Regions from separate parts of the Mus musculus genome. Here region 1 is linked to region 2. Evidence: chromatin loops called from intact Hi-C (ENCODE). Cell type or tissue: gastrocnemius. All regions are shown on one strand. Each heading gives the region's core, and the rest is flanking DNA. Links, peaks and the distances in the headings are about the cores only.

Region 1 (16,406 bases), core at 6,490-11,489, 56 kb after region 2:
GATAACCGTAAACAGTACGGTAAGGAGGTACGTCTCGGCGGAAGCCAACATTGTGCTTGATGTAGCCCTCACTCAGCTAACAGGCAAGGCAGGCTTTCTTTCAAGCCATGTTATCTGCCCCCACATCTCGACCTAATTTAACAAGTTGCCATGGGAGCCCTGCTAAGGTTGGTGCAATTTTCTTATCTTTGAAGGAAGAATGTAACTGTGCAAGAGAATGTGAAAATTCCATCTCTAACTGATTTCCACACTTACAGTGCAGTAACTAAGATCTCACAGGAAGGAGGAGAACGTATTCCTGTAGAGGCAGGAAGGACTGAAACCTCAGTCCCTCGTCTAGGGGTGTGGTGAGATGCTCTTCTCACTTAGGTACACATACGCACATGCACGTGGTCCAGGCCAGGCAGCCATGATAAGCACATGTATGTAGTCCAGACCAGGTAGCCATGGTGCAGAAGTCTGAGTGCCCCTATTATAGGTCACACACAAGCTTCAGCAACTGAATTTTATAGGACAGAAAGGGGACAGAACGAGAGACAGGAAACTAGTGCAGTGTTTATACACATGTCAAGAGCACTGCCAACAGTTACCTAGTGATTTCCACTTCTCTAAGTACTTTCCAAATGCCAGGTCATCCTAACATGCCTGCATGAAGTTAGATCCCCATTTGCAGCCATCACCTCAGGTAAGAGACAACACAAGGCAGATGCGTTCCATCCCTTGTCCACCCCTATTTCTGGGATGGGGCCACCAGGTCACAGACTCAGGGAACCTGTAGTGGAGGCAGGAAGTGTTCCCTGAAGACAGAGATCATGGGGGAAACTGCCAAAATTTGGTCTGCTATCACACCTAACAAATCCCAACCATTATTTAGACCACAGCAACAAGAGATTCTAGTTCAAGTCTAAGGACGTGTAGAATAAACTGGATAAGACTGACTCTGCTTGGGGTGGGGGTGGGGGTGGTGTCTTATCCACACCCAGTTGGTGCTCATTTTCTGAAATAATCAATTTATTACAAGTAGGGCTTTCTTCTCACCATGTCTAGCGCAATGTCTAGCACTCATTTATTTAATCGATTTGGTTCAACTGTGCTTTCACACGTCCCCCACTGTCGGGATAAGGGTGAACAGTTCTACTTCACTAAAGTAGAAAAAGGTACAAGGTGAATTTGCCTAAAATCACACAGTGTGTGAAAGCTGAGAGAGAGTGCAGGGAACTTCTGGTTTCTGGTCTATTGTTCTCACTACTACTGGAGTTTGAAAAAGTTAAATCCATAATTGTAAAAAAAAAAAAAAATAGAATCTAAATGTGGACAAGCCTTCATTTTTTTTTCATTTGGAAGGGCTTAGTCTTTGAGAAAGTGAAGGGATGATGATCCCTTCCCCCTCCCTTCTCCTCCCCTCCCCTCCCCTCCTCCCTCTCCCCTCCTCCCCTCCCCTCCCCTCCCCTCTATTATCTGAGCACTACCCTAGCTTTTGTCCTTTCCTCTAAGCAGCCCTCTCCCCTCCCCACTCCATCATGGCATCCAGATGGAGAGAGACTAGTCTCAATTGCAAAGTCTTCCACTCTTCTACACTTTGAAAGACTTCTTGTACTCTTTCTCATCTCGGATATCTTCAATGAAAATGAGTGAATTTCACAATAATGTGCTCTCCAGAGACAGGAAAAGATCCTCTTGAAATGTGCCAAGGCCCCCTACTAATATCTTTTTTTTTTAAAAAAAGAAGGTGCTCAAGTTTGTCCTTTTCTCATGATTCTTCATTTGGTCCTTGCTGCCACTCCCAATCATGGATTTAATTCCTGGGCACCCTTTGATGCAATGACTACCCTAGCTAGGGGCTTTGTGGAGTGCAATATAGGGAACATATTCTTGATCTTGAAAGGAGGAATAATTTTTCTAAGTATATAAATTTCACTTTTAAGGATCTCTTAATTTTCAGAAAAATTCCAAGACTATTCTATCCCACTTGAAAAAAATTTCAGTTATGTCAACAGAACCGCCATGTCTGCTGCCCATCTCCAGGCACACAGAGCCCACGCCTGTCCAGTGGAAGACATCTTAAGAGGATGGCACAAAACAACATCGGACTAACAAAGGTTAACCAGGGCTCTTCTCAAGTGCACTCTGTAAGCCCTGAAAGCACTACCGCCTTGTAGAGGGGATCTGATGCTTAGCACACGGATTGTGCGATGCTTTTGAATATTTCTCAAGCTCTCCCAAGGCTCCTAGGTTAAGTCCGTAGGAGCTGCTGCTCACTGGAATGGAGAAATGCCTGGCTCTAACCATGAGCTTCTCATCCGAGCCCTAGCTTGGTGAACTTCATCCATTCTCTGGGTTCTTTCTGAAATCCCTACTAATCTAACGATAGCTTTCACACCTGGAAGGAAACCAATCCTAAAGTGTAGTGGCGGTGGTCTTGTTGTCGTTACTATTGCTGCTGTTGTTGGTAAGTGTTTGGCTACGGAAGCCCAGGAAGGAGGTGGCTAGGGCTGAGATCTCTGTTCCTACATTCAGTCAGCAGGCTGCCATGATAACCAGACTGTGAAACTCTTTGGCATGCAGGCCCTTCAACTCTGCCTTTGAGAAAGCCAGCAAAAGTCTGGTTTTGTATTTGAAAAGGTCTCCCCAGAGCAGGCCAGCAAAAGTCCCTCCATACTACTCATGAGGCAGTTCCCAGAAACTCCCAGTCATCACAGGTCCCTTCCCCAGACACGAAAGAAGTTCAAAAGTTACATTTCCACCACTCTTAAAAGCGAACCCTTGAGAATGAATGATACTATTGGCTTCCAAAAATCAGTGGCTTCTCACAAGCAGAATGGCTTGAAACTAAAGACCCTTCAGAAACATCTACACTTCACAAAACTAAAAAGGGACGCCCCTGGGTCTCTGTGCCTTACACTTGACCTGGCCCACAGAAACATGCAATTAGCCACCTAGAGAGGGGCTGGGTGCCTACCTGTGTAGCCAGCCAGGGCAGCAGCAGGAATGACAGGCTTGTCCTTGTTGAGGTCAGCACGGTCACGCACATAGTCCTTGAAGGTGCCCTTGGGCTTGTGGTTGGGCAGGGCAGCGGGATAATCCTCGTAGTCGAAGCTGTCATAGGAGGGGACCCGCTGCAGGCTGTTGAAGGATGACTGGCTGCTCCAGGACTGGGTGAGGCGGTCACAACTATCGTAGCTCTCTACGCTCTCAAAAGAGTCCTGGCCCCCGAGTTTACCTGGAGGTAAATGAGGAGGTAGGAAGAGGGCAGGGAAGAGGGGTTGGGGAAAAAACAGCTGTAAAATCCCTCTTATGGAGGACAGATTGCTAATTAGATCTGGACAGGGAGGAAGGGAGAGAGGGCCCAGGGATACAGGAGTCCCAGAAGTCCTGAGTCTACACTAGGGGAAAGGATGCTGGCCTGGCCACAACATGAGTGCTGCTGCCACTGCCTGGCTTATAGTTCTGAGCATAGTAGCCAAAGTAAGGCTCTACTCCTCGGAACTGTCATGAGGATGGGACCTCAAGAATTCTAAAGCCAGAAATATAGAAGCTTGGAGCCCTACTTGTCATGAGATTTCTGGTTACTACAGTAGATTTAATAAGTTAATAAAAAAAAAAAACACTGTCAAATTATTATTTTTTTCAACTCCAGACAATGGAATTATTTCTGAAGGCCCATTGGTAAAATGTTTTGATCATAAGAAAAAAAACATTCTATTAGATTAAGGGCAGATTGGCGTCCCTTGTCCTTGGAACCAAAGCCTTTTACCTTTTAGGTACTTTCTCCCCACATAGTAAGTCATTTCTTCATGACTCTCAAATGGAGAAAGAAGTTATGGGGTGCCTTCAGGGACAGGAAAACAAAACCCAACAAAGCTCAGTCATTCTTGCAGGCAGCAAACTGTATCAGTTACCCTCTGAGGTATAGTTAGAACTTGGAATTCAAACTCCATGGGCAGGAGAAGCAGAAGGGGTGGCTGCAGAATGAAGGCCCAGAGCAGGGTCAGAAACCCTTCACAGGGTGAGTTGCTTAAAGCATTCTGAACAGACCACATGATCATGCACGTTCATTCATCTCCCCAAGCTGGTTATACACAGCCACTGCAGTTGGGCAAGCATTGCTGGAGAAGTCTCCACTGGTAAAAATGGCATTAAAAGGGGGGGGGGGGGCTAACATGGAAGCTTTAAGAGAAAATAAATACACTGAAGAATTACAAGGGACCCCAGGAACATTTGTTACGGCCAATGACCAGCTGCTTCCCAGGCAGCTCGCGGCAGACCGCAGGAGATGGGATGGCCACTCCTACCCAACGTACGCTAGGAGATGGAGAGAGGTAAGAAAAGCCTGTGCAGGAGTGCCCTCAAGTCGCTTCTCGACCGTGCGAAGCTGGCTAAACCCTGAAGAGGAAGAGGGTCTTCTCCAACCACATCAGCGAGCTTCTTTCTGGCTGAGGACTGGTTAAGAAAACAATGCTCAGACAGAAGCAGCTTCCCAAATCAAAGTCGAATACAAGGGGAAGCTATTGTTCTCAAAATTAAAGAAGTAGTCCCAGATAAACAAGTATGTCTGCTGTGAACATTCTGCCCTTCTGCTCTCTCCTGTAGTGATGAAGACAGAAATGCCAGCTCTCACTCCACCCTCTGCTCAAAAGAAGGCAATGTTCACAAAGCAAATCAGAGCCTAAGGAACGAGTGGCCATGACTGTACCAAACTAGTCCCTTTCCATTACTCATTTTTTAAGTCACATTAAATTTCTCAGGAAAGCAGCACCCCCACCCTCACGGAATGCCACGGGCTTCTTAGCAGGGCAGAGAGTTCCCTGGTATCTCATCAAAGGTGTGTTCTCATCCTAGCTATAGATGCTAACTGCCATTCCATTTCACTCTAGCACAAACACACCAAAAGCCTAAGAAGGAAAACCGTGTTTCCACGGAGGATGGCCTGCCCTCTGAGTCACCCATAAGTAGGTATTCCCTATGCTTCAGGCTCTTGGAGTTTTTCTTATCTCTTCAGCCATTTTTGTATGTGGAGGGCCAGGATCTGAAAGGGCTTCATTTAGCTTAAGTGCTAAGGTAGGCGTCACCACTCTCTTGCAGCCTCACCAGATGGTTCTCGGTTCAGACTGTGGTTTAGCGTGGAGGGCAGCTTTAGTCTTAGTTCTATTTCACAACCCTGGAGCTGGAAGCCTTCATTAACGGGTATTTTCCCCAAAACACTGACTTGAATCCAAAAGGATTAGGTTCTGCTTCTCTGTTCGATCCGGGAGGCACGCATCCCTGAGACTAGTACTGACTGTCTTCTCTAAGAAAAGCCTCTGCAAGGTCCTTCCAAAGCTAATTGAGTCCACCGAACAGCACTCTGAACAGGAGACGGGTAGCCTCACAGCCACCCACAGAAAAGACTTACACAAAGACAGGCCTTAGAGCTCAAATAAGTGGGACAGAGAAGTACTTTGTATACTGTAACACAGCATCTGAATACTGCGATTATTAATAGTCAGCTAACAGTAATGTCTTCAGTCTAGACCAATCACAACAGTCAGAATCAATGGCCCTTTGGCCAGCCGTGTCACAGCACATCTACCAGGCAGCAAGCAGGCTTGCACAAGCTGGTCTTCCCCTTAAGTCTGTGGCCTGAGCTTGGAGGAACTGAAGGACAGGAGAGCCACAAAGAAATACCTGACGTCCTTCGGTAAGGATCAGTTGGGGTTTATAATCATTAGATAGGGTTTGAAGGGTAGTGAGGATCCAAGAACCAAGATGAGGAAAGGGAAAGGAGGGCATTTCCACAAATGCAAAACCAGCCACAATTGTAAAGTGGTATGATTACAGATGTACACAGATTTACAACACGGCTGAACCCCAAACCCACAACTCGGTCTCCTTAAATATACAGAGAGACAGCCCCACGAGGGAAAAAAAATGTTGCTAAGGCTTCAACCTGCTTAAGAAGAAGTGCACAGATGCACACACTTGAGGGTATGTATTTAAATAGACATGTACCCAAAAATAAGACAGGCAGAAAAGGGGAAGACAGACCCGGTCCCACCCATTCCCTTTAGTTTAAAACAAAAACAACCTAGGAGCATAAGATGGACATTCTGGGTACTGATTTTGCAGGGACTTTCCCTGTACGAGGCCAGAGAGCTCTCGCAAGGCAGGCTGGGAGCAAAGAGGAGCTGCAGTTAAAGAGCATCCCTAGCACAGGAGGGATGGGTCACATTGAGCAGGTAGCACGGGGAGTCATTCGGAGAGCAAGAATCACTACTCTCCTCTTCCTGTCTTAATACTTTCCCACCAGGAAAGTCATTTCTAGGCTTTTCAGAAACTACTAGGCTTTTCCTGGGTGAAGAAGGCCCTCCTTCTATCAGACTTCACTTTTCTCAGCAACAAGATCATCAGAACAGGCTCCTTCTCAGAGTGCGATGTTCAAGGCCATGGGTTCAACATCAGGTACATCTTACCTCTGGGGCATCAGGTCAGCGAGACCTATTTTCAAACACTGACTTCACTGCCAGCGACTATTTATCACTGCTATAATAGCCTTGTCAACAAGAGTACCTTCTTTTGGAAGCCACTGGCCACCTTTCCCCTGGTCTCCTAGCTAAATACATACTTTCACCAGGCTGTTGATGACCAGTTCCAAATAAACCACTGGTTAACCATCTTGTATCTTCCCAAACCAAAGAAGTCACAAGTGGCTAATTTCCCAGGATGAGCAGCGAGGGTCATCCCGGGTACCAGTCCAGGGTCTACAGTATGACCCAGGTGAACCCTGAAAGGCTGCCAAAGCACAGGCCAAATTTCAAGATTATGATCTCAAGCAAAACTATCTTAAAGAAACTGCAGCCTGCCTTTCAAAGTCCAACTAGAAGTAATATGTAGGCAAACCGTGTACCCTGATAACACATTTGATTATTACTCTGCCATGCTCAGTTCCATCATGGACCCCAAGGTCTCTGTCATCATACTGGATAAAGCTAAAATCTCACGGCAGAAAAGTCTTCTTGTCCATACACTTGAAAAAATGAAAAGCTAAGACTGGTGAATAAAGGAGTGATAAGTGAGCAAAACGGGACCTGGACAATGAAGGAACCGAGGCAATTTTTGTACAGCCAAGGAGTCTGAAAGTAAAATTGACCTACCACGACTGGCTCTCCCCAGGCACATGTTGTCTGGAGTTAACACCTCTTGCTTGATGGCAAAGTAGTCTGTCTGCAAGGTGTCTGTCTGGAGAGGGTCCTGGAGAATGACAGAAGGGTAGTCGTTCTCATACTTGAGGGACAGGAGTTCTTCCGAGCTGATAGGATGCAGCGTCTGATAGGACTCTGTGATGAAGCTGGGCTCTGAGAACTCTGAGGGAGGAACACACTGAGCATGCTCGATACCGTAGCCTAGAAAAGGAGAATGTTTACAGTTGGAGACACTGGGACCTGAGAGAATCCATTCTCACTCCTTATCAAGCCCCCCTCCCCCCATGTGATGTGAGCTGACTCCCTTAATAGAGAAGTAAAGAGTACATCAGAAGGACTTGGGTTCAACCTTGATGCACAACTTGCTACCTGCAGCCCTTGATAAGATACCTTCCCTTTTGCCTTAATTTACTGCTCTGTACAGTAAGTCTGGTTAAGTGTTCCTCAGAGTACTGTGATGTAGAATAAAGGAGGCTGTGTGTATAGGCACAATGGCTACAACATTCCTGGCACTCTTGATAAACTCCAGATATGTGGTGAATGTTGCCATTGGAATAAAAACTGCAATAAGCCAGAAGATGGAAAAAAAATATATACACCACACCTGTTTCACACTACCTTTGAAGTCAGGCCCATCAGAGAAGCCAATGATACTGTTCTTCTCTGGATACCTCTATAGTGTACTAAGCTATCATGCACTTTAAAAACAAAGTTTCACTCTCTATAACAGACTATGATGCTACACAGCCCACGCAGGGAATCCAGAAGGATCCCATAGCAAATCCGATCATCTTTAATAATAGTTAAGCAAAGCATGTAGGCCAAAATCAAATCTCTCCCAGTCTCTCACACACATGGGACTAAATAAGATCAAAATATGCCCAGGGTATATTCCTTCCCACTCGCAGGAACTTTGTAGACTGGTAAACACACATAGACTTAGTGATGTACTATGTGACAAGTCATAAATTAAGTAACAAAAAGCAGAATATAATTAAAATTATATTGCTTTCAATAGAGTTATTATTGAAGCATCTGGGATCAACTAAGCCAGGGAGCCTTTCCAGGATCCCTATCATAAAAAGACAGAGGCAGAGTGGACAGTAGCACTTACTGATGAAGTAATCCGAGGTGTAACAGGATTCTGGGTAGGTAGGGTTGGCTCCATTAACCTGATATGGTTTCACATCCTCTGTAAGAAACAAACCAGGGAATAAAATGAAGATAACACGCAAGTGACATGTGACCTGCAAGGATCTTAAAACACAAGGACCCCAACAATCTCAACCGATTTTTTCTAGGAAGTCTGTAAGCACACTACAGGAGTTGGGGTCTTGGTTGTCTGGATGGAGCCTTATCTCAGGATGACATCACTAAAGTACGGCTGAGCTTAACATATCAGCAGCTGTGAAACGGGATTGGTCCATTTATCTTGGGAGGAGACCCAGTGGGCAATCACTGAGGGTTGAGAGAACGGGCATCCCTATTGGGTGGTGTCTTGCTGTTTCCCTTCAGAGAACTGAATCTTCAGGCTCAAGTGTGGGGATGTCTCAAGGACCAAGATCAGCACCTAACACTCAAACGGGTCGACTAAAACCCATTTCAGAACACACGCTAGCCTTCAGGCAAGTGGGTATTTGTATCCTCCACTTTTTGCAGATATCTGGATTGTTTTTGTCCTTTTGAATTCTGCTTTTCTCATTGTTCTCAGAATTCAAGTTCAGGCCCAGACAAGAAGCAGGACTCTGGTAAGGTGACGCCACTCAGTGAACTGTGAGGACTTATGTAAAGTAACAGAAGCCAACACGTCCACACTGCCTAGATTCCAACTTCATTAGGACCCAGGAAGAAATAAAGTGTAGCGGAGAGCCGATCTTTCGCAGTGGGGCTCGGGGTACTCTGCTACCCCAGAATCAATCGCAGTAGCTGTCGACACTCTACAGAGCCTGACTGCATTTCTTTGCAAAGATCAGTCATCAAGAGAGACTGCTGATACGGGTTTTTCCTCAGGTACCTGCTAGCCTCCTGAGAGCAAAGGCTGATGGGAAAACAAGTTTATGCCTGCACTCAAAAAAAAAAAGTTCCCAGTTGAGATAAAATGATTACACACTGCTTGAGCGGCTTATCAGATTCAAACATCCCCTGCACCTTTGGCCTCCAGCTCCACCCCAAGCAGCTATGCTCTCTGGCTGCCATGCTGCTCCTGTTAGATCAACAGAAGGGACGCTGTCCTACGCACAAACGTCCCTGTCATCCCTTCAGAAACGGAAATCCATAGCCTGACAGTTTTACTGCCTCAAGCAACGGGACCCTGGCTAGGATGACCGGACTTGCCTCCTCACACCGACTCCATTACACCCTGCTTCACTTCAAATCCCTGACAATGCTCCTCTGCATGAACACTGTCAATAGTCTAATCCTGTCTCAGTGGTAGAGTTTCCTCGGAGCATCACAGCAAGAGCACTGGGTGAGAAGTGAAACGAAAACAGACTTGGAAGTAAGTAAAGTTTAAAGGGTCGATCACTGATTGTGGCTAATTTCAAGAGTTTATATTTGGCAGCACTTTGGAATCAAGGATATGAACAGACCATGATCAGCCTCTGACAGACCGAGACTACCCCCAGCTCTGGGTACGTCCACTGCAGGAATTCATTTAGAGTTCACAGAAGCACCATATTGACAGACTATGTTTGGTTTCATGGTCTGGTGCAACCTGCTGTTGTGTTCAGAAGACAGAAGTTAAACCGGTGCTGCGTAGAGTCTGCCACATCCTTCTTTATCCTCCTATGAACAGGTCAATTATGTCAGTGCCTAGGGGTCTGCACCAGTGCCCTTCCTACAGCGAGCAGTTGTCCAGTCCTGAGTAGCAGCAGCCACAGGAAGAGCTACCAAGTCCTTAACTGTGTTCATCCAGGGATCAGTTTCGACAAGAAGCTGAGGTGGAGGAAGACATACCACATTCATATGCCCAGAGGATTGGAACCTAGGTCTCTAGGTCTCTAGAGTGAGGTGTTCGTTCTCTTAAACAAAGGAAGGTCTTACATGGACTGAGCTGTGTGCCCTGCCCCCAGATGCTGTGCCTAGAGATTGAGGCTGGTAACCACAGGGAAAGGGTGGGCCTGGTTACAGAGGGCAGCAGGCTTCTAGGCTTACAGTCAGCTGTAGGGCACTGCTGACTGCTGGTAACTGCCATTTATTTTAAGAAGAAATTTAGACAAATAAGCACAGAAACACCCAAGTTTGCGGCCCGCTGCTGTTGCTATACTCAGCCGGAGCTACGGGACATGAGTCACTTGGTCCAAAAAGGTTAGAAGAGGCCAGGCCAGTAGAGGAGGCTGTGTCATTACAAGGTTGCAACACCACGTCCTGATATAACCCTAGCTTTGGCTCCAAATGTAAAAGGTATTCTACGCTGCCTTAATCCCAAGCCAGTGACTGGCAGAGAAACTTGTCTTGCTAATGGGCTTGGAAAAGCTGTACTCTCCTGTTACCAGAGAGAATACACCACAGACCAACGGAGTATATATCAAACGTTCCAGAGCAGGTGAAACTCCTGTTTTATATATCCAGATTTATTTAAGTTCAGACACTATTTATTCAAATAATGTATGGGTCTAAGAAAATAACTCGAATTGTATACAAGATGCTAGAGAAGTACAATCTTGTTTAAAAAAAAAATAAAATATGAACTCCTAAGGCAGAGAAGAAAATAAGCCAACATGTATTGAGCTCTTGCTTTGAGCCAAACACAGCCCCACATACCGTCTATACCATGGCTGAACACCCACAGGCAACAACAGCAAGAGCATCCCACTGTTGGGCCAGCCTTCCTCCTACTCTTAGAGAAACTCCACCCAGTGCCCCTCCCCATTTGCACACATTTACCTTTCTGCAGGATCTCTAGATGCTCCCACAGGATATCCCCAACAAAGTCTGGAGCCAGCTCGAGGAAGCATTCTTTACCCAGGGCACACAGTGCTGCTCCACTCATACAGAACTTCTGGAAGTCCACACCTTTCAGGCTGAACTCATTCACAGCCCACATCACCCAGTCCCGGACGTGGGTTTCTGTCCACTGCCGGGGGTCTGAGAAGAGAGGCCAAGCGAGGATATAGTAGGTCAGGCTGGGAGAAGGCAGGGAAGGGCCGAAACAGAGCTGACGATGCTAGTTACTCTACACCTTGGGAGCAGCATCTTGTCCAGCACCTCTCAGACTCTTCCTCCCTCATCTAGCACCCCACTTTCCCATCTCCTCAGCTAGGAGGAGCTAAAATCAGCCAACAGCAATTCCCTGCTTTTTTTTTTTTCAGGCCAAGATTTCCATTGATCTCCTCTCTCACCCTGATTCTCATTAAAAAATATCAAAAGCCCCCAGATAAGGGACTATGCCTTCTTTAATGGCAATAGCAATGGAAAGTGTTTCCCACAAACTGCACATGCCTCTTTCTGCTCTCAACGCTGCAATACACTTGAGATTTTTTTATACTCAATTATTTTTTATCTTAGCCACTCAGGTTTTATAATAATCACAGCAATTAGTAATGGTAAGTCATTGAAGTATCATTATTTGTGACCACAGGGACAGCTTTGAGTAGCAGTGAAGCCATGTAATCTTCATGAACATGACCTAAGGTTTGACAGAGCTGTACCTGCCAATGACACCAAAAGGAATCAGGAGGCAGCAGGCTTCTACGTCCACTCAAATGATGCCTGAGCCACAAGTAACTGCATGAGATGCTGGGAACACTCAGGGCTCAGAAGTCACTATGCTCTGGCATTCTGGTCCACAAAGGATGCTTGGAGCTGTGGTCCACCGAGGTTTTGGGTAAAGTTGTAAACAGAAGATGTAAAAAAAAATGTGCAGATGTATTCTAAGAATCTAAACAACACTTTGGTCTGGCCACGCTGGAAGTCTTTTATTTACAGTCAGACGAGGTGTTATTTATAGACAGTTTTCCTTCAACTTTCTTAACAACAACAACAACATCAACACAAAACAAAGCAAAATAAAAACAAGACCCAGCTTGCCTATTCATGACTGTCCAGGAAATGTTCTAGGGACAGCTGACAATTCACAGCTCACTTCTTTATGATAACTCCAGACTCTTTCCATTCTCAGAAAACCCTTTTAGATTGGAACACCCAAAGCACAAGCATAGTTTGCCAAAGTACATGAAAGAGAGCAGAATATAAATAATAAGCACCACAGCTCCCTGGGTTCATCCATGGTCACCCATCGTGACTCTAAAATAAATTTTTTCCAAACTTGTCTGCTACAGGAGAGCAAACGAGCCTTTCCTAAGGATCCAGTCTTCGTGGTCCTTTCTCCTACGATCAAAAGTATACCTTTGGGGATTCCCAGTCGCTGCTGTTCTTTTGTGAAACCACTGAAAGTAGCTTTCAAGGCTTGGGACATCATTTCTTTGCTGCTCGGAGTTAACAGCGGGACATCTGCACATTCCATGTCTGTAAGGAAAAACAAGGCAGCATATGAAAAAACAAAACCCGCATAGGTAATTAACCACTCATGAAGAATGAAAGAGTGTGAATGAGCCAGAGAATGCAAGCTGAGAAAGAATTGTGTTCACGTCTTCATCACAGCAGGTAAAACTGAAGGGGTTTTCCACAATATACTAGGTAGGCCTCTTTGAAAAAAGAACCAACCCCATGTCCTGCTTACAACACTCTGAATCCTGGCGAACAAACATGCTTATTCTTCTTCTGATTTCCACTACCCACGCCCCTCCCCCATTTATCCTTCTTATTCACTGAAACCATTTGTGCTACTACGCATTTTCGGTTACCTATAGAAAGAAGGAACAATATTATTCATGCAACCAAGAATTACTTAGTGCCTGCAATGTGCAGGGGATGGGAAGAGAACAGAAAGAGCGCTGGCCGAGAGAGTGGATTGTGAGCCTTGCAGTGGATTCAGGCATTAAAGATCTACAGACACGAACGTTCACATACAGTGCCAATAGGACTTCCAAAGAGAAGGCACATGCTAGCCCAGAACAGGAACTATTCCAGAGGACAGGAAAGCCTTGCCTCTGGCAGAGGGACGGACGGTGAGATCTGATGAGCACTCAGAAACTAGAGAAGAAGACTACACTCTGTCCTAGCTGTTCTCAGAGTGTGGTGCCCCAAGCAGACATGTCAGCCTCACCTGGAAATGAGCAGATACAAATGTTCAGTTTTACTGGAGGCCTATTGGATCAGAGCACATGGGTCAGCTTTTCAACACAAAAGCCAGTGGTGAGCCCTCATCTTAAGCTACACAATTCTTGGCACAGCATAAATGGAGGTATGGGAAAGATGAATGGAGGTTTTTCACCTCCTTGTTTAGGGTTACACCAAGAGTTTTTTGTTTGTTGGTTTTGTTTTTGTTTGGGGTTTTAGGCTATTGTGAATGGAATTATTTCCCTGATTTCCTCCCCAGTGCCTCTGTCTCTGGTATATAAAAAGACAACTGACTTTTTTGTGTAGGTTAATTTTGCTGAAAATCATCTGGTTAGGAATTTTCTGTTTGCGTACACTGTCATGTAGCCTGTAAACAGGAATACTTGGACTTCTTTTCCTATGTGTATGCCTTTTACTTCCTTTTTATGCTCTAATGCCACTTTGCGCACTATACTACATAGTAGTAGAGACAATGTTACCATTTGCCTTCCTTGAATGACGTAGAGACAGCCAGCTTAAACTGAGCTGGAAGCTCCCCTCCAGCTAGTCTTCACAGCCCTAGAGAGCGCTATGCAGACTCTTGGAGGAAAGGCAGGAGTGCTCTCACACAGCTGTGAACCCTACAAACTCCATGAGTTCAGCTAGCAGACAAGACCTGCTTACTTGGGCAACACTGGCATTGCCGTTACAGAGTAGCCAACTGCTCTCTGTTGTTGAGGCCCACTCCACAGGACAGAATCCATGCCTGGTACATTAAGCCCTGTCAAAAACTCAGGGGTAACTGAATACTGTTGTTTACTTAAACCAGCATAGCATCAAACTGTCTTCCAATTATTTATGTTTATATGCATCAACAAATGCTAATCCCATCCTTGATCAGAGAAGGCTCTTCTGCAGTAATGGTGGAAAATGAGGAGACCTGTAGCCACACAAGGTGCTGACAATATGTGACAGATGCGTGCTCAACCCCAAACAAGACTTTTACACTATCCTCTCTAAGGTGCAGGCAACAAAGTAGGAGGGGAAGCAGAAATAACGGAAGAGCTAGAATAGAACAAACAGAGAAGCGTTACAAAAGGCACAGCCATCTCAAACACACAGCAGCTGTGGATGCCCTCACTGGCTCGTCACAAAAATAAGCTCCCCAAGGCCCAGTGTGGCTGTGAGAGGCCCAGGGAGCCCTGCCCTGCACTGTGAACTATTTGCTAAGTGACAGATTCAGGGAGATGGGTGTCCTTGTTTTAGCTGTGTACTCAGTGGTGACCCCACCAGGCTCCGATGGATATACTACTAAACCAAAAGTCACACAGATGGCCCTGATTAAACTAATTGAGTCACCCAGTCAAAAACAAAAGTCATGTCTAGGAAAGAAACTTAGGGGGGAACTGACAGGAACAGTAGGAAGAGAAGAACAATCAGAATACACACACACACACACACACACACACACACACACACGAACACACGAACACATACATACACACGTACATATATATGTATACATATATGAAATTTTCACAGAGCAAACTTAATTTCTAAACTTACAGAAAGGGGAAGAAATAAAACCCTGTAACACATAAAAGAAAAAATAATAGATGAGCGATCGTCAGCTGAATCAGTGTGATCAGGAGGTGAGCTGTCTGCTGTGAGGCTGGGATGAGGGGGACCATCAAACAGGTCACCTTTCCTGAGGAAAACAGAAAGCTGCTCTAGTTTAACCAGAGGAATGGCCTCCCCACACTGCTCCCCCAGGAGACTGCCTTGGCTGGTGTGTAAAGAGAGGTCTAGGTGAATATAAGTAGCTGCCGGGTCACCTTTAAGAAAGTGGTAGCATTTGTTTGCCTGGGAGACAACAGTGGTTTGACTACATAAGTGGCAATGCTGGTAAGACAGGCAGCAAGCGTCCAGTGCACACAGGAAGTCCCAATGTATAATTTATGTGGATGGCAAAGGACAGTGAGGTTTCAAATCCTGAAGACCTGCCGGTATCACCAGAGCCCACACGGTTAGACCCTCCCACACTTGCAAGCCCTGGTTCCCAATACACAGGGCCAACATCAAGCGTCCTCTGGACTCATCTTGGGTCAATCTCTCCCCAGCGCTAATCCCACCTAGCTTTTCTGTGACGTTTTGAAGTGACTACCTTCACTGCCCTGAATTTTAGAAGCCTGAACTATCAATGTACCACATGCAGAAATTGGTGTTAAGATGACTAAGGTCCAGAAGAGAATACTACCTAAGTTCCTCAGCTAGCGTGTTCCCAGCCTTGGCTGGAAGTTAGGGAGGGAGGGAGGGAGGGAGGGAGGGAGGGAGGGAGGGAGGGAGGGAGGGAGGGAGGGAAAATTCCTGAACATATATAAGGGAAATAATGAAAATTAGTGTCCTCTAAGAAAAGGAGCTAATATATTGCCTCTGAATGCCAAAATGAACAGACCCATCAGTTGTCATGCAGTTGCATGACAGAGCACAGTCTCCAACCACACTACCAGGGAGCAGCCAAGTAAGTGTCTGGGCCAGCCTAGGAAGATGGCTCACCGTGGCTGCTCTCCCAGTCCCTGCCAAGGACAAGAAATCTCAAGTCCCCCAGAGTGTTTGCATTGCCCTGGGACATGCCAAACAAGTTCTAATGGAAGAATCATCAACATGCCCTCCAGGAAAGCTGACAAAACGGTGGGAAATCCCAGATTTTGGAGTAATAAATAAATAATAAATAAATAAAACAAGTTTGGGGAAGTGATGGTTGCTGATTATATAACATCCAGCCCTTCAAACAATGGCGTAATAATCAAATGGGTCATTGAGAAATGCATCAATGCTCTCAGCTTGCCTTTACTTCATCAAACTAAGAGTGTCTTAGTAATCTAGACTGTCTCTTCCTTCAGAGCACACATCAGTATTACTCTGGAGAAAGAAGCCCTCAGGCTAAGCAGGGAGCTTGTCTTAGGAGCAGGGAGAACTCCACCATCCTCAGATGCTGTGCTCACACACAATCGGTCAACAATTATTGTTGTGAATTCAGTATTTCTCCATTGAATCAACTCTGTTCTC
Region 2 (16,406 bases), core at 5,921-10,920:
CTGCTGATGTGTCAAAAAGTGGATACTCATGAACACTGGCTTCAGAACATAGTACTCCCAAAATTTAGTTGTGAGCCTACTGTGGGCCTGAGTGGGGAGTCCCAGAAATTGCCTGTGTTCCAAAGCAGATGATTTCATGAGCACAGACCTTATATCCAACAGCACTGGAAAAGATTACCTGGACAGAATGGACTAATGTGGGAGATTTTCCTGTGGCTATTTATTTCATATATAACTTAACTTTTAATATTCAATATTTTGCTAGAACTAAAAGGACCTTCGTTCTCTTCATGGGATACCTCAAATTTCCAACTTAGCAAATTATGCCTCTGCAAGCTAAAATTAAACACACAAATGGCAGGAGAGTCTCAATGAACATTCAGAAATGGCTCTGGGCCTTTGGAGGCCACTTGGTCTCTGTTAGCACTTGGTCAGTTCTGATAAATGGACACACAGTCTGAGTATTTTCGAGTTCAAACCAACAAAGTGAGAAATTCTTTGAAATCCACGATTTGGGGGAGGCTCTGATATGACACCATAAATAGAAAACTTCACACTTTTAAATGTTGTTGAATGCACTAAGTCATTCTCAGTATTGTGTAAAACTTTTCTTGGGGTAAGTACATATGGTGTGTGTGTGTAGAATACAATTAATTTTTGTTTATATTTGGGGCCCATCCTTACGACATTTAATTATGCATCTGAAAATATTCTAAATCTGAAAAGCATGACGTACAAAATATTTTCAAATATTTTAGATAACACATACCAAATCCATGGCTAAGTAAATATACTAATGAGTATATCAAAATGTGAAAATAACTATAGATGATATGTCAGTGGGTGACCATGGTTGTGTTTCAATAAGACTTTATTTACAAAAAGAAGTGACAACCCGGATTTGACCTAGTTATCCAGTTGTCAAAAATTGACTCAAAGCATCCTGAAGTTTCTCTATCAATTGCCCTAGGATCTGAATTATTCCAGAAACAACCCTATTTATAAGTCTAATTTATATTAGGCATTCACTCTTAAAAGTGAATGTTAAAGGGTCTTTCAATGGTTAAAACATTTCTTTCCCCTGTCTGATTGGATGTTTTATCTCTAGCAAATACCAGCCATCTTCCATCCAAGTTAGAATTAATTAGCAGAGAAACACTGGAGTCAGACAGGTGGGATCAAAATGTCAGCTCTATTACAGACAGAATCGTCCGTGGCGAGTGCAGCTGCTTGCAGCCAAGAGGGCTTGCTAATCCTTCATCTTGAATTAGGCAGACCTGTTCATCCAGTCACACCCACATCTGGACACAGGCTTTGCCATGTGGAGCTAGGTCTGCAAAAGACAGAGCGCCAAGAACAAGACTATGTGTGTTCTGCAGGACTGTCTCAGGAAAGGCGGAAGGAGGGGGCTGAATCATGGACAGCCAGGCTTATTTCCCAAGTTATCAATCAGAGGAAAAGCATTTCTCTTTCCTTTGGGAGGTTTGGGTTAGGAAACAGAGAGAGTGTTTCCGTATTCAAGATTTGTCCGTCATGAAATAGGAACCAGGAAAAATATGAGAGGCTTATTATCTTCAACATCCACACAATTTGGTCCTACAAATGTCTGATCAAAATCGTCAGTGGTCCTTCATCCCTTTACGCCCCATTCTGATGGGGATGCCTTATTGCCAGCATCTAACCTGCTCCTCCCTCTGCTCACTCCTTCTTCTGGCCAAGGACGTCATTCAGTCAGATGACACTCAGATCGCTGCATCCTTGTCGCTCACTGCCCCTGCTGTTACATCCACCTAGAAGGTGCCCTTCAGTTTTCATGTTTAATCCATACCTACCATTTAGGGCTTGGCCCCATGATAAATCTGTAATCACTCTGTTTCTCAGGATCTTTGGTCTTAAACTCTCAAGACATTTAGGGTCTGACTCTCTCACCAGGCATTTGGTGTTTATGTTGTTAATTAATTGGTACAACTACTTTCTTTTTATACATTCTTATTTATTTTTATTTCATGTACATTAGTGTTTTGTCTGCGTGTGTGTCTGTGTGACAGTGTCTGATCCCCTGGAATGAGAATTACAGGCAGCTGTGAGCTGCTATGTGGGTGCTGGGAATTGAACCCTGGTCCTCTGAAAGAGCAGCCTGTGCTTTTAACGGATGCTTTTACCATTTCTCTAGTCTGCATAATTATATCCTATCAAGAGATTTATATTTTTGTTAATTCTTTGAAGCTCAGAATTATTTACTGTTATTGTCAAAGCAACTGGAACAAGTATACGCTGTAACAAAAGCGCTCAAACATTTGTTCTTCTATATCTTTTCAAAAAAAGCTATTCATTACAAGTGTGCAACTAAGAATTTCTCAGAATCCTGCAGACTATGTTGATCAATGAAAATTAACAAGAGTGGGCTTCATTCATAATCTTTGTCCTGGAACCCCCATGAAATCAGCTTTTAGATGGGTTGTCCCTGTCCTTTTGAAATGCAGGTGTGCTGGCTTCCCCATCACATCTTCTCTGAGCAGCTCTGACTTCCAGGCTACTCACCTGCAGAGATAGAGCTGGAGTCCCCAGGGGCTTGCTGCCCATCCACGAATGTACAGAGTCCTTGGCTATAATGCCAAAGCAGTTTGTAACTTGTCAGACAGCACAGATCATGTCAAAATGTGTGACTCCACGCAAGTGCTAACATCAGCTGCTCAGCAACACTTTCAGTTTTCTCCTTACATCAGGAGTTCGGTGCGGATATGACACCACCCTGACACAAGAGCTTTGTGAACCTGAGAAGAACTCTGCATGGTCACACTATGAAGCTGAGTCTGCTTTCATTTCTGTAATAGCCAAGAGTGTTGAGTGCCCTGCAATGCACAGGACAATGCTAGACAGTGCAAAGTCACCTTCCTCAGCAGGTGGTTATGTATGTTTGCCTAGACATTCCTGTGGGCGGAAACTGAAATTATCTAAGCCCGATACTTAATTCCATTTACATAAAAAAAACACCTAGGACTTGATTTTTGTATGTTGTGCAGTTTGGTGCAGTTGGAATTTTCTGTAAGTATGACTGCTGTGTAAGTCATGGGAAGGGTGTAATTTGTCCTGCATGGAAATTTCAAAATTGCATTAATCATTTTGAAGAATCATCCTGTCAGAGGTGGTACCATTTCCATACCCACTGAGACACACCCACTGGCTCTGGACTTGCAACCTCAAGCATTTCTTCTGAGCGGCATGTTCAAGGACCTTCTTTTCTTCAGGTGCTCTTAAAGACACTCTTTCCCCCCCAATACTCTGTAAACAGAGTGTCATCCCAGTCACACATCTCAACTTCATCTACAGTTTTCATTCATTTACCCATGTCCCCACTTCTAAATCGTGAACAACTTCTGAACTAAGATTATACCTTTACCAGTTATATCTTAAGAATCTTGGGGGTCTTTTGGACAACCCTTACCAATTCTAAAGAGGGTTTCTCATGCCCAGGATCTAGGTTTTTGTTAGATCGTCTATGGCTCTTGTGGGAAGCATTATGAGCCCAGCTGGAGAAATGTCATGTAAATTTTAAGTTCACACAAACTACAGGGGACTAAGGAAGGTTGAGAGTGGGGAGAAGAACACAACAATTAGCTATCCAATAACCAATGGCCAGCTCTGAAAACATACATCCAAGTAACCCATGGTTTTGTCAAGAAAAGAAAAAGAAAAGCTGGAACTTCCATCTGAAAGAATGTTTTAAGCTAAGATGTCAGGATTACCAAACTCTCATCAGGTGGTTATAATGCGCAACCAAACCAGACTGAAACTCTGTAGTCAGACAGAAGGAAAACCAAGGAAGCCATTTTCCTGTTGACCCCATTATAGACAATAATATGCGAATTAGTATGCCGGTGCATAGTAGGTAATGCGTGAATGCATGGATGGTGTGAGTGAGTGAGTGAGTGGATTCATGAAAAGGGGATGAATTAGTGAAAGCATGGGTAAAAGTATATCTCGTGTAAAGGTTTAGGGTCTATGGAGAAAGCGCCTGATTTCTGATGACAGTTCCGCCTCTCACTCACTAGATGGATGACTGACTGCATTATGTCATCGTCTCAGTGAGCCCTAGGCTCTTCATTTGCAAAGAAAAGATAACAACAACACAGTCTCCAGCTATGTGCTAGAAGAACTGTTGTGGTAACTGCCCTGGACATTTAGTGCCAGGCCGGGCAACTGAGAGACACTCAGTTAATACCAAATGCCAGTCTCAAAGTTGAAAGGATCATGTCCTGGGCACTGTAAGATCTCCTGTACTGAATTCTCATTCCCCTTGTCATCCCAGAAGCAAGCTCCATGCTAATCCCAGCCCTGCTCTCTGGCCAGCCCTGTGCTCATGTGGTAGCGATTAAGCCAAAGCCCAAGCTGGGACCAGATATCGTTCAATCTTTCTTGGCTTGCCATCGATCCTCCTCAGTTCTGCCTGATGCTGTCATCTGGCTTCAGCTCATCTGGGGGAGGACTGGGAGAGGCCAGACAGCCGTGAATCTTGCTGTCTGCTCACACATGTTCACAGTCTAGAGGAGACTAGGAAGAGCCCCTGTGGGGGCGGAGAATGTATAGCTCAGTAGCAAGCAGAGTCCGATGTGCTTATACTGTCCCTCTGCAGAGAGAAAAGCCCAGGCTTATTCAGCAGAATCCTGTGAAGCATCTAGGTAAAAGCACAAATGAAAAGAAGGGTGTTGGATCCTGGGACTGCATGTGTCCTTCTGGAGAGCAAGTGAGAGCTCAGTTCTCAAGAGAGAAGTGACCTTGTAGTGTAAATGGGGGTTGGGGGTGGGGTGGGAAATGCCAACTAAATTAAATAGTATATTTTAAGAATGCCTATAAAGAAGACAGAGGGCTGATAGAGCTTGTCCTTCAATGGTGAGATGAGAACGTCACATGTGTCAGGAGGCCTCCCCACATTCCAAATGAGTCGGTGGACTGCTTTTGTTCTGCAGTTCTGGAGAACCAATCCCAGTGCCCTCCACTTAGGAACAGCATATACTATGTGTCCCTAAAAATGCTGCTACAAAAGCTAGACTTGCCCTTTCCTTTAAACAGCCTTCCTCTGGTGTATTAGATGAGTTGAATATTAAGGAAATCAATTAGTAGGGCAGGCTCGGCCATTTGGCTTAAGTTCATCATCTGTGCAATGAAGATGAAGGTAGCAGAGTAGCACCCCTTATTGGGGCCATATTCAAAGACTGAAAGTGGATGCCAAATCCCAGGGATAGTGCTGAACCCTGCACGCAAGCCGTGCTGGATAGCCAGAGTCTGGTAACAGAGACAGCAGCCTATACAGCATGGATACATTGGCCAAAGGGAACGTTCATGATCCAGGGCAGGACATCAATCAGCAGGGACGATCCTATTTAGTACTTCTTTAGCATTTAAATTTGTTTCTAGAATTTTCTACCTATGATTGTTGAATCATGGATAACTGTAACCGTGGAAAATAGAACCTTGAAAAGAAGGGACTCCTTTATGTCTAGCACAATTTCTCCTCCTCCTCCTCCTCCTCCTCCTCCTCCTCCTCCTCCTCCTCCTCCTTCTTCGGTAAAAATCAAGTGAGATAGTATATGTAAAGTACTTAGCACACTTCTAAACATGAGGGTATTTGAAGGATTGTTTTGACTCCAGTGATTCTATTCATCATGCACTTGATGTTAACTGAGAGCCCTCAACTCTGGTCTTTGCCTAACAAGAAACGAAAAGATCAGACAAAAGGGAAACTGGATAATAAAAAAGGACCCTGCTAGCATCTGAAGTCGCCTTGGTATGATTACCATTTCAGGTCTCTGATTGAAGTCCATAGTGGATGTATAAGCAGAGCTCTGAAGCCAGACCTCAGCCTGCTCATCTCCCCTACTTGCAGCTGTGTGATTTGGGGCAGGATCCTCCCAGAGAGTTTCTCATCTGTCACACATACCTTACACAGCTGGCATGCAGACAGACACCAATCCAGAAACCATACAGCGCATGCCCAAGAATGAGTAGGGGCTTACTCTTCCCAGGAGCCAATCAGATGCAACCTCCAGCCATTCTGTGTAAGGCAGAAGCTCTTCCCGATCCTGCAGACAAGCTCACCTGCTCTCCCTGGCCTCGTCTGCGCTTTGCTCCATCATCCTCATGTGCCGGGACTTGCACAGGTGCTCCAAGTCTGTCCTGAGGAGTGACACCCCAGAAGGATGGGTGGGTCAGGTGTGTTCTCATTGCTCTGTTCACACCTGCCATGCATCAGGCTCCCCAGAGACCTGGAAATGAATAAATAAACAACAACTGTGTACTTTAATTAGTGTTCCAAAGGAAACATGGTTCGAGGGAGACAGGAAGAGATTGATGCTCTAGTTATATACAGATGGAAGGTCAAAGACTGGACTCTGTTGATCTCTCCCTGATATAACATCAGCTAATAATTTTCCCTTTGAGCTGGTTTTTCTGTCTCTAAAATGGAAAGAATACCCGCTACCAAGTTTCCCTGAAATTGCTATTTGACGGACAGGTTTTAAATATGGAAACATATTTGCTTCCAGCATTATAAATCACCATATTAAAAAAAAAATGAAATGTTGGCTTCACTTTTTAAATAACAGCGTTTTATTACCTGCATGACACCCTGATAGGAAAAATGTCTCCTGGGTGTGGAGAAAAGCAGAACACTCTTTTGAGATGCACAGCTAAGTTTCAAACTTGCTGTTTTGTCCCACCCCTGCCCAGCAGGCCCTCACTAGATTGGCACAGCTCTCAAAGCTACCCAGGATACTGAGTGTGGCTCTAACTTGCCAGTCCACCCTCTCAACAGGATGTCCTGGCGTAACCAGCCTGGACCCAGCCCAGACTGAGTAATGAGATACAGAGCCTGTCGCCGGGTGAAGCAGCATTTGCGTCAGGAGTTGTCACTTTCTGGCGGTTGCCTGGTGACCCTCATGGAAAATGAGATGTGGCAGGCCACACCACAGAAACCACTCCCTCAGCTGGCCAGCTCGTTGGAAAGCCAAGTGCCATGGGAGAGAGGGATGCCCTAAAAGAGCTGTTCCCGAGGCACCCTTTGGTGTGGATGTAGGGGCAGAGAGATGGGAAGAGAGGTTTGGGGAACATGAGCTGATCATGAAGACAGAGTAGGCCCAGATCCCTAGTTAATACTTGTCCCCCAGCTCCTCGGTGTTAGGAAACACACGCACACATTCCACCAGCGGATGGTAACCCACAGCTCCAAAAACACAGAACGATGTGTTCAAAGTTGTTCAACTTGCTGTCCTAGGCTGCTTCCAGCGATGGCCTTTGTCACAGAGGGGGAAGGCTAGGCACACAGGGGTCAAACCACTTGCCCAATGAAAGGAGGCATGCCTGAGACAAGAAGATATATATATGCAAAGTGACTGTAGATAAGAATACAGAAGGGGAGTCAGATGGCCATTGATTGGGAAAATAGATAGTGAGCCTTGTCAATGGAAAAACAAGGCACTCCATGCACTTCAAAGAAACAGAGCATTAGGCACGAGCTAAAATGTTAGATGATCAGAAGTGTGCAGAGGCCACGTGGGTTAGACAAGCTGTTCCGCCTCTCCCTCCCGCCTCAATTAAACTAACGAGTATTATAACAGTGTCTGCAGGTGTCAATGCACTTGCTCTGGAGACGAAGACATTCATGCTCAGAGAGACTGAGCAACTTGTCTGAGACTGCACAGCTACGCAAAGCCAAGACAAAATGCTAGTCCTGTGATTTCAAGTCTACCGGCTCTTCTACTCACATTCTTGCAGGAAGACTTGTCCACCACCACCCATACCGTCTTTCTTTATTCTCCTCTTTCCCTATACCACACACAGGATAGGCTTCCTACAACTTGACTGAGCCAAGAGTTAATTTCACTGATTTGATGTTTATTTATTCATCCAGTGCCTACTTTTGGAGAACTCACAGAATCCCCATCACACTAGATTCTGAAGAAATGGATCAGGGAGATAAACCCCAATCCTTGAGAAGGTAAAAGTATTTAATGCTTCAAAAGTGATCCATGGACTTATGGAACTGCTCCGCAAGTACGATGCCCAAAATGTCTAGCCTTTTGAGAGAGTCTCCATTATGGCTCCTGCCATACTTAAAAGAAACACAGCCTTCTTTCCATTCCTTCCTGCTCCGTTTACACGCATGAGTCGTATGTCAGTAATGGCTTCAATCCCATCCACCAATGGTTAGTGTTTATCCAATTCAATTATGAAGTTATGAAAATTAATGATATAACTATGTTAATTTGTAAGGAAACCTTTGATATAAATATTTCAGTGGGGTTGTAACCAGCACTTACATAATGGCCCAGGATCACCGAAGAAGGTGGAGATCACAGCTAAGGTGGATGTCATTCAGGAGAGGAGTAGGGAGCCCTTCCCAGAGCCCAGCCCTCTCTATCTGCCTCCAGGCCTCAGGTTTGGAGCAGTGCTTGGATTTCTGGGTGCTTCATTTCACTTGTACTTGGCTGAGGCAGTTTCCTGTTTCTAAGAAAAGACCCGGGTTGGATGTCTCAGGAGGTCCTTTGGACAGCAGATCCTGCTGGCCTCAGACCTGTCAAGAGAAGCCTGGGTGGGGGAAGGGCAGCTAGCCATCTGGGGAGGATTTGTCCTCATTAACCCTCTCCAACCCAAAGAGTTCCTGGGGCTCACACTGCTAAGCAATTACAAATATTTGTGAGATTGGATGAAAAATGAAGTTTACATCTGGACCAAGTAGGCATGAGCTATTTGGAGAACATCTGGATTTGCTAAGCCTAAATAAAAATCGGAAAGGCCAAGGACCACTGAAAGGGACCCCCATTGTACAGCCCCCTGGATACTGCACAGAGACTCAGCCAGGGCTCCATGCACAGCTCTCCCCAGCTTTGCCTTTCTGTTTCCATCGCTGATTCTCACAAATCACTTTTCCAGTGGTATCACGGGCTGTTGCCATGGAGACAGCTGTTGTGGCAAACAGAAGTGCCCCCATCTTTGCCCCATGGCTTGCAAACTGTGGCAGAAATTGGACAGAAGCCATGGCATGGCCACAGCCCTCAATGAAACACTCGAGGGACACACTCGATGGGAATGGAAAACCCCACAGGAGAACCGAGTCGGTGCTGCCTCCCCAAGAAGCCAGGCCCAGCCAGTCCTTCAAGCCAAGGGCAAGGAATGGCTGTCCCCACCCCTGCATCTTGGAAACCAGCCTCCAGCAGTGGTGGAGTGCTCTGTAGCCCGGCTTACTGGTAAGCCACAATTATCAGCATTCCTTGCAGTGGCTTACAAAGGCTGTGGGTGGAAAGAACATTGGAGTTCTATGAGCTGAGCACCAGCTCCGGAATCTCAGCCACCTGGGGTCAAACCCTGGCTCCACAGCTCATAGTGTGGTGGCTTGGCAGAAAAGCTATGCAGACTCCCTAAAACACCAGTGAAATCACAGAGAACTCCTCTTTAGATTGCTTGTTTCATCCTCTGAGTTGCTGTAGGTAGGATCTCATTTGTACTCCTACCTAGCTCAATACTTCTTTACCAGTGGCCAAAGGGTCATTTTAAAAATAGAATTCTATCATTGCTTCTTGGTTGAAACCATCCGGTGACTTTCCACTGGGAATAAGATTTACCCACAGCATCTGGTGGCCCTAGCACTCATGGTCTATTCACAATCCCCCCACCCCCACCCCACCCCACCAAGGCCCTGTGACCTTAGCTTTGACTCCACTTTGTCATCCCTACAGAGATGTCCTTCTTCTATGTCACAAAAGTCACCTTTTCAGAAGAGAGCCAACCATCTGAAATTTCTGCCTTCGGCTCCCAATGCTCAATTCTGTCATCTACAAGGCTTTCTCTGTGGTATTCATTAATTTCTGAAGTTATCTTTATTATTTTCATATTTTTTTCTCTCCAGGTAGAAGCAGCTTCATGTTTATTTATAGAGTTTCTCCAGCAGTCCCTGATAAATAATAAGTACTATGTGACTGTATTTATAATGATATGTCTGTATGCTTTCTTAAGGTATTTAATTTAGTGCCTGTTTGATAAGCATCTGTTGTTAAATTATTACTGCATTGTTTGAACATAATAATGCTCATCTCTTATATTAATATTAGAGTAGTCCAATGCAGTTCACTGAGCGTCTTACCTGACTCTTATAGCTGGTATATAAAATGACAAGCACTGATTTGGGGGTTGTTATAGTTGTTGTTACTGTTGGTGGTGGTGGTGGTGTGGGTATGTGTGTGCTCACACACACTTTTAAGGGGATTTACGTAGGGCCAGAGGGCCATGTTGTGAGTCTTCCTCAATCCTTCTCCACCCATTTCTTTTTTGATACAGAGTCTCTCATTGAACCTGAAGTGCAGCATCTGCCTAGGATGACCAGCCAGCCAGATCCATCAGCCTGCGTGCCTTGGCCTCCCCAATGCTGGAATTCCAGCGTCCAGATTTGGCATTCATAACTTTGAATTGCAGATGATGGCGTTGGCAAGTCAAACTATAAACCAGGCCTTTGAACAAGACCAAGTCTCTGCATGACTCTTCTTTGGGGTACTTGGAGTTTCTAAGCAGAAGACAAACATCCCTGTGGACTTTAGGAGTCCCTTGGAGAGTGTGGTGAGCAAGATTCTACCCAAGCTTTGTGGTCCACAGTGGAAGGAAAGCCACTAGGTCCCTGAATGTCTGCATCACCCGGAATTTTGTGTAGCACTGTTTCAGATTCCTGCCATCTTGACTGAGGAGTCTTCGATGGGAGGCACAGATTCCCTCCGCTAAGCTGCTCCCCTCATGCCTACAAGCCTCCCATTCCCTGGCCAGCATTTTGTTGGCAGTTATAGAGAAGATATGTGAATCACACCTCCTCCTAATATTCAGAGCTTGCTGTGGTGAGAAGGTTTGGAACACACTAACAGGCTTATTTTCCTCTTTTTCTTCTTAAGAGTCAACAAGGAACTTCCCTGCAAGTGTGGAGTGTGGCACATGGCACAGATAGGCCAATTCTATAGTCCTGAAGCAGACTGGGGGAAGGGATCTTTTCCTGTCCAAAGTCCACACTTGGAATACAATGAAGAATATCAGAGCCCTGCACATGGGTAGTCCCCTAGGAGGTATTTTTCAGGATATAGAAACAGGATCTGGACCCATCTAGCTGAGCTGTGTGGGTCTAGGATATCATTTTGAATTGCCCTGGAGAGTTTACCACCTCAGACATACGTACGTTGGTTTCTCCATCATATGTGTTGATGTGAGTGGGCCAGTGGAAGAGATTGAATCACCCATACTCTCCACTCTCTGCCTTGGATTTACTCAGAGGTCATATTCTGAGAGTCTTGGGAATATTCATACTCTTTTACACATTTCTGTTGGGCAACCGTATCCAGACCCACCCTTCCCCACCCACATCCAGCCACAGATGTGGGATTCACGGAATTTTGCCAGTAGCTATTCTTGGGATGATGGAAGAAAGTTACAAAGCACCCAGCTACTGGAGAACTGCCCACTAGGGACTCTAAGCTCCAACTGTGTTTCCTAGTTCCAGTAGCTAGGAGGTACCAAATGCTATGCCACAAAAGGCTGTGAGCTATGTTAACTTACATCTTAAAGATGTCTCTAGAGAAGCAGGAAGCACATGGGATGAGAACAACATCCAGTCAGCAGCCACTTATTAGTGATGCGGATTAGAGCAAGTTGTTTAGCAGGCTCCCTTGCCTACATGCAAAGTGGGAGGCGGTAAAGCAGCACGCCCCTCTTCAAAGAGTCTCTTAAGGAATAAATGACTCCATTTATGACAGTGCCTAGCACACCGCAAGATCTCCACATGGGTTAGAAGTTATAGTTGCTGATATTGTCACTCTTATCACTGAGTTGATTGTATAACACGGTTGAATTCAACAGATTGCGTGTGCATCTCTGTCAAGTCTGTGGTCCATATCATCCCCAAATTCAGGTTGCTATAGATCTCTGAGTGCCTGGTATGACTCATCCTAAAGAAAACCACTGTTAGGTATATTAAGTTGTCCCCATAACAAGGTTTTATTTTATAAAAAGCTTTGGAGACAATTTCTAGACACAGTCATAATTTGAATCAATTCCTTCTTAATGGAAATCCTCACTTTCATCATTAGCAAGGATGGAGGCTGTGCATTGTATTCATCGTGGACACACCGCTATCTATACCTCCTCGGACTCTAGTTTCAGGCACTGTCCTCTACATCTGATTCAGCCAATGAATGCCCAATGCATTCCAATAGTAGTTGCACAAACAAAATTATTCTTCAGGTTACATGGAAGTTTGAGTGGGCTGGAGAGACAGTTTAGCAGGTGAAAGCACTTACCACCAACCTGATGATTTAAACTGGATGCCCAGAGTCTACATGGTGAGAAAAGACTCCCATAAATTATCCTCTAACTTCTACCCATGCCCCCTGGCATCACACACACACACACACACACACACACATTTTTAATTGAAGTTTTAGAATAAATATAAAAAGGAAGAGGTCCTGCCTCAGAATCCAGAGCACACGTAGAGAAGGCAGTTGTACAGTGGGAAGCTGGAGTCCTCAATTCTCAGGACCTGTCTCCACTTCCAATAATCTTCTCATAAACCGTCACCATTTTCTGGAAACTACATTTCCCAGGATGTTGGACATGACACAGAAATCCTTTTCATATCATATGAGTCTTAAATTTGCTCTGTAAAATTGGGCCCATTCATCAATGGAAATATCCCTAAACTGAAAATCAGTTCTTTTCTCATACTAGGATTTAAATGGGCCAAGAAACACATGAGACCAGAGATAATACTCAAAGCCAAGCCCTGCACCTCAAGGCCCACCCCCGAAGCCCGAAGATCCCAAACCTTCCAAAAGAACCAGCACAACCTTAAGTTCCAGTAAAAGAAACTCTTCCAAAAATGATCAAGTTTGTAACAGAGAGTGATTATTTCCCCTAACGACTACCATGATAAACTCCACCTAGTTCTAGCAAGGGTTGACTGAGTTATAAAGTCTGCTGAACCAAGAGCTGTGTGCTAAGTGAGCTGTGAAAAGCTTGGCACCTGTGAGCTCGGACATTCTCCCATCTTAACAGACTCATCTGTAATTTCCTCAGCTGATGGAACCATACCTCTTACTCTGGCGGTCTCTGGATGCAGGTCACCAAAGTAACATGGTTAAATAGAAAGCAGCTGAAACACAAAAGGAGGCATCGGGACTGAGAAATTCAGTTTTACCACCAACCCCACCAAAGCCATCTAGAAGATGACATTTCCTAACACTTCATTTTTATGCTCTCGCGGCCTCCCTTGCCTAGCACAGCTCCAGGGTGACCACACTGCCAAGTCTTGTGGGTGTCTGCTTCCAGATCCTATTTACTTTCATGTGAGGTCTGTGGGTGGCAAGGGCAGAGTAGGAGCTTTGGACCTGATCTGGGCTCTGCAGACTTTCTCATGGAGGGACAGCAGTCTTGTGTTTAGTGGACCGAGGCAGAGTATGAGGAGATCTGCCAGGCTCAGCCGCTTGTCTCCCTGACTATCAGGAGCCAGGAGGAAGGCTCTGAGCCCGCACTGTAGCACAGATAGTCACATGCACATAGGCACTCACAGGCTCACGTATGTGTGTTCTCATACTCCCTGCTCCCTGACTCCCCACGCATTACACAGAGATATCCCAAGCCAGGATTTCTTTTTCAGCCCTCACTAGCCTCTGCTAGACTTGGCTTTTCCAGTGAAAAATGAGCCCTAAAGCCCTAGAGCCTTCTCGGTGATTTACTGAGAACTTTGCTTCCACATGTTTTCCCTGCTGCAGCCAACCCCAAGAGTCAGAGGGAGGAAGAAGAAGAAAATCATAAATGGATAGTCAGATGGGAAACAGATGTCCTGAGTCACCCCTGGAAGGGAACTCTGTCCCTGAGATTAGAAGTCTGGGGCCCCAAGGAGCAGTTCCTGGCTCTACCTGCATTTCACCACCCCTAACTCTCACTCCACCTGTGTCATCCTGGCACCCGGCCACATAGGTATCAACCTGCCTGACTCTTTTGTTTCTGAATTTACCAAAATAAGTGAATGGATTTTATGTCATGTAGGCACGTGTTAGATATAGCTATTTCAGTCAAGTTGCTCAGACTGTGGAGGTAACAAAAATATAGTGGCAAGAGGACATGTCTGTTCAAGGACTGAAGGCTGGTACCCATTGCTTTGACCTAATGCAGCCCATAATGTCAGGAGCACTTGATGGAATGATGCCTTGTAGAGGGCACCTCTGATGTAAAAGACCTGTTCCCTAATTGGTTCTTGACCTGTCAGTAAGAAAGCCATGGGTCAATTGCTGGGTGGAAGGTAAAAGCTGGATTTCCTTGGTCCCTGGAGCACAGCGATACAAGGAGGAGAAAGGAGTTTGCCATGCTTTGGAGAGAGGAGAACCAGGTAACCATGTTAGGTCTTGGGAGGAGCTGGGGCCTGTGGCCACTTCTACAGGCAGATGGTCAGGGATGTTAGGTAGGGGCTACATGTGACTACCCACTGATATTTGGGGAAGGTGGGAGAGACAGAACTAAGAGTATAGATAGGGGCACGTTTTCTAGGTGGGAGATAGTACACAGAAATTGTGTCCTAAGGCAAATTAAAAAGGAACAACTATGTACTTTTTGTCCAAGGATTCAAGGGAAACTGGATAGGAGTTGGTAGTATGGTCAGCTCCTGGAGTGAAGGCAGATAGACTGTAAAACTACACCTACAACACCTCTTTCCATAACTAGGAACACAAAAAGAAAGGAAGAGACCACGGATGTATTATGCCTTTGAGGTCACACCTGTAATGGCCTGATAGCCTCCTGTTACCCCAGCTCCTGAAGATTAAACCACCACCCCTGTATACTTGGGGGTCAAATATTTAGTGCTTGAGCCTTTGGGACACTCCAGGTTTGAACTATACCAATGTGTCTTCTAGAAAGCATTAAAGGCCAGACTTGGTGGCTCACCATGTGATCCCAGGACTCAAGAAGCCGAGAGGAGACTCACTGAAAGTTTAAGGCCAGCCTCAGACACAATAGGGAGTAGAACCCCATCTCAAAACATTTTTTAAAACAATTAAACATATTTTTGGCACTTAGTATATATTTAGCAAATTATAAGACTCCCTGAGTACTCAAACAAACTAGTTTGCCTTTCGTTTGTTTTTAATCAAAGTGTATAACTGCTTGTAGCCAACAAGTAATCACAACTGGGGAGTCTTAGGTGCTAAGACAAGCACTTCATTTTTTCCAAACACTCAAAGTAAAATCTGGGAGCCCCCATGAGCCTTCCAAACTCCCTTATCCCACGTCTCCACACGAACAACTACATCCTCCAAGTTCTTCTGCTTTTGGATCTAATGGTTTTCTTTACTTGTCCCTCATCCATAGACTATAGACATAGACTATTCACAGCCCACATCAGGCCTTTAACCTTTTCGCACACCCCAAAATCTGGCTTCTTATTGATGGGCATATCATTTGTTTGGCACTCAATTTTTTTTAAAGTTTCAGCTCAACACTGTGGAAAATTAAAATTTCTTAGCATCACAGTACTGTCTGTGCACTGATTCTTATTTTCCTATCCAGTCCCAACTGTAGGCTTTCTCAGTCCAGAGGAGACATTCTTCTAAGAACACCTTATACTGTATGTGCAGTGGCCATATTCTTCATGTTAGGACTTTCTCTGTGCTGCCGTTAGCACAATTATACGGTGTGTGTGTGTGTGTGTGTGTGTGTGTGTGTGTGTGTGTGTGTGTGCTGTTTTGCATTTCAGAAACTCATGTATCCCTTGCTGGTCTCAAACTACTCACTATATACTTGAGAATGACCCTCATCTTCAGGTCCTCTTGCTGCTACCTTCTGAGTGCTAGGATTCTAGTTGTATGACAGCACACTTACTTGGTGTGTTGCTGAGAATCAAATCAGAGCTTTGTATTTCCTCCTGGTCATGCACTCTACCAAATGAGCTATGCCTGCTGAGCCTCTACTAAGGGATCTCCCATCACCTCTTGTGTGAGTTACAGACTCTTCTCATTCTACTGTTTTCAGTCATTTGTATCCTCCACCTATCATCATAGGTAACAGGAAAAGGTTTTCAGGTACCAGACCTTAGAGCCCACCCCCTAAACTGGCCTCTTAAAAGAAAACCAAAAATTAAAGCAGATGGAAAAACCAAAATATTAACCTTAGCCTAATAAGAACGTATTTAAGCTGATGGGGAAGCAGTCAAGAGAACTTCCTCCTGATGACACAGAATTAAGCTAACATACCTCTTAGGAAGACTTGGATAGACTGTGTTATATTCCCCACCCCCCTGGGAGTTCTTTCTACACCAGTATGCAAGTAAGCGCATGGGCTAAAGAAAGGATTAATGAATCCATTCAGCAGGATTCATCTCCTGCTGC

Evidence for each region. Peaks named below come from ENCODE experiments on the same cell type or tissue, not always from the same donor. Only the 100,000 strongest peaks of a DNase experiment are listed, where the experiment ranks them.
Region 1: a loop joins it to region 2, with 6 times the contacts of the local background. A loop is called at or near these places in 2 of 42 quality-filtered maps.

What each region holds. Positions count from the first base shown.
Region 1 is chr9:32,724,913-32,741,318 of GRCm38, reverse strand. Ets1 (E26 avian leukemia oncogene 1, 5' domain) reads right to left here. Exons shown (of 10, transcript NM_001372534.1): 4 at 12,525-12,644; 5 at 11,064-11,264; 6 at 8,293-8,370; 7 at 7,131-7,379; 8 at 2,960-3,220. Among named protein-coding and RNA genes, the nearest start is that of Gm3331, 50 kb to the left of the region's middle. In gastrocnemius, for the core only: a CTCF peak has its summit at 10,485; no DNase peak of the experiment used is centred there; H3K4me3 peaks cover 287 bases; H3K27ac peaks cover 2,826 bases.
Region 2 is chr9:32,779,962-32,796,367 of GRCm38, reverse strand. It overlaps Gm3331 (a long non-coding RNA gene), which reads right to left and starts at 13,222. Exons shown (of 3, transcript XR_379227.1): 1 at 13,117-13,222; 2 at 6,097-6,263. In gastrocnemius, for the core only: no CTCF peak of the experiment used is centred there; DNase peaks (open chromatin) are centred at 6,861, 8,564 and 9,036; H3K4me3 peaks cover 535 bases; H3K27ac peaks cover 3,915 bases.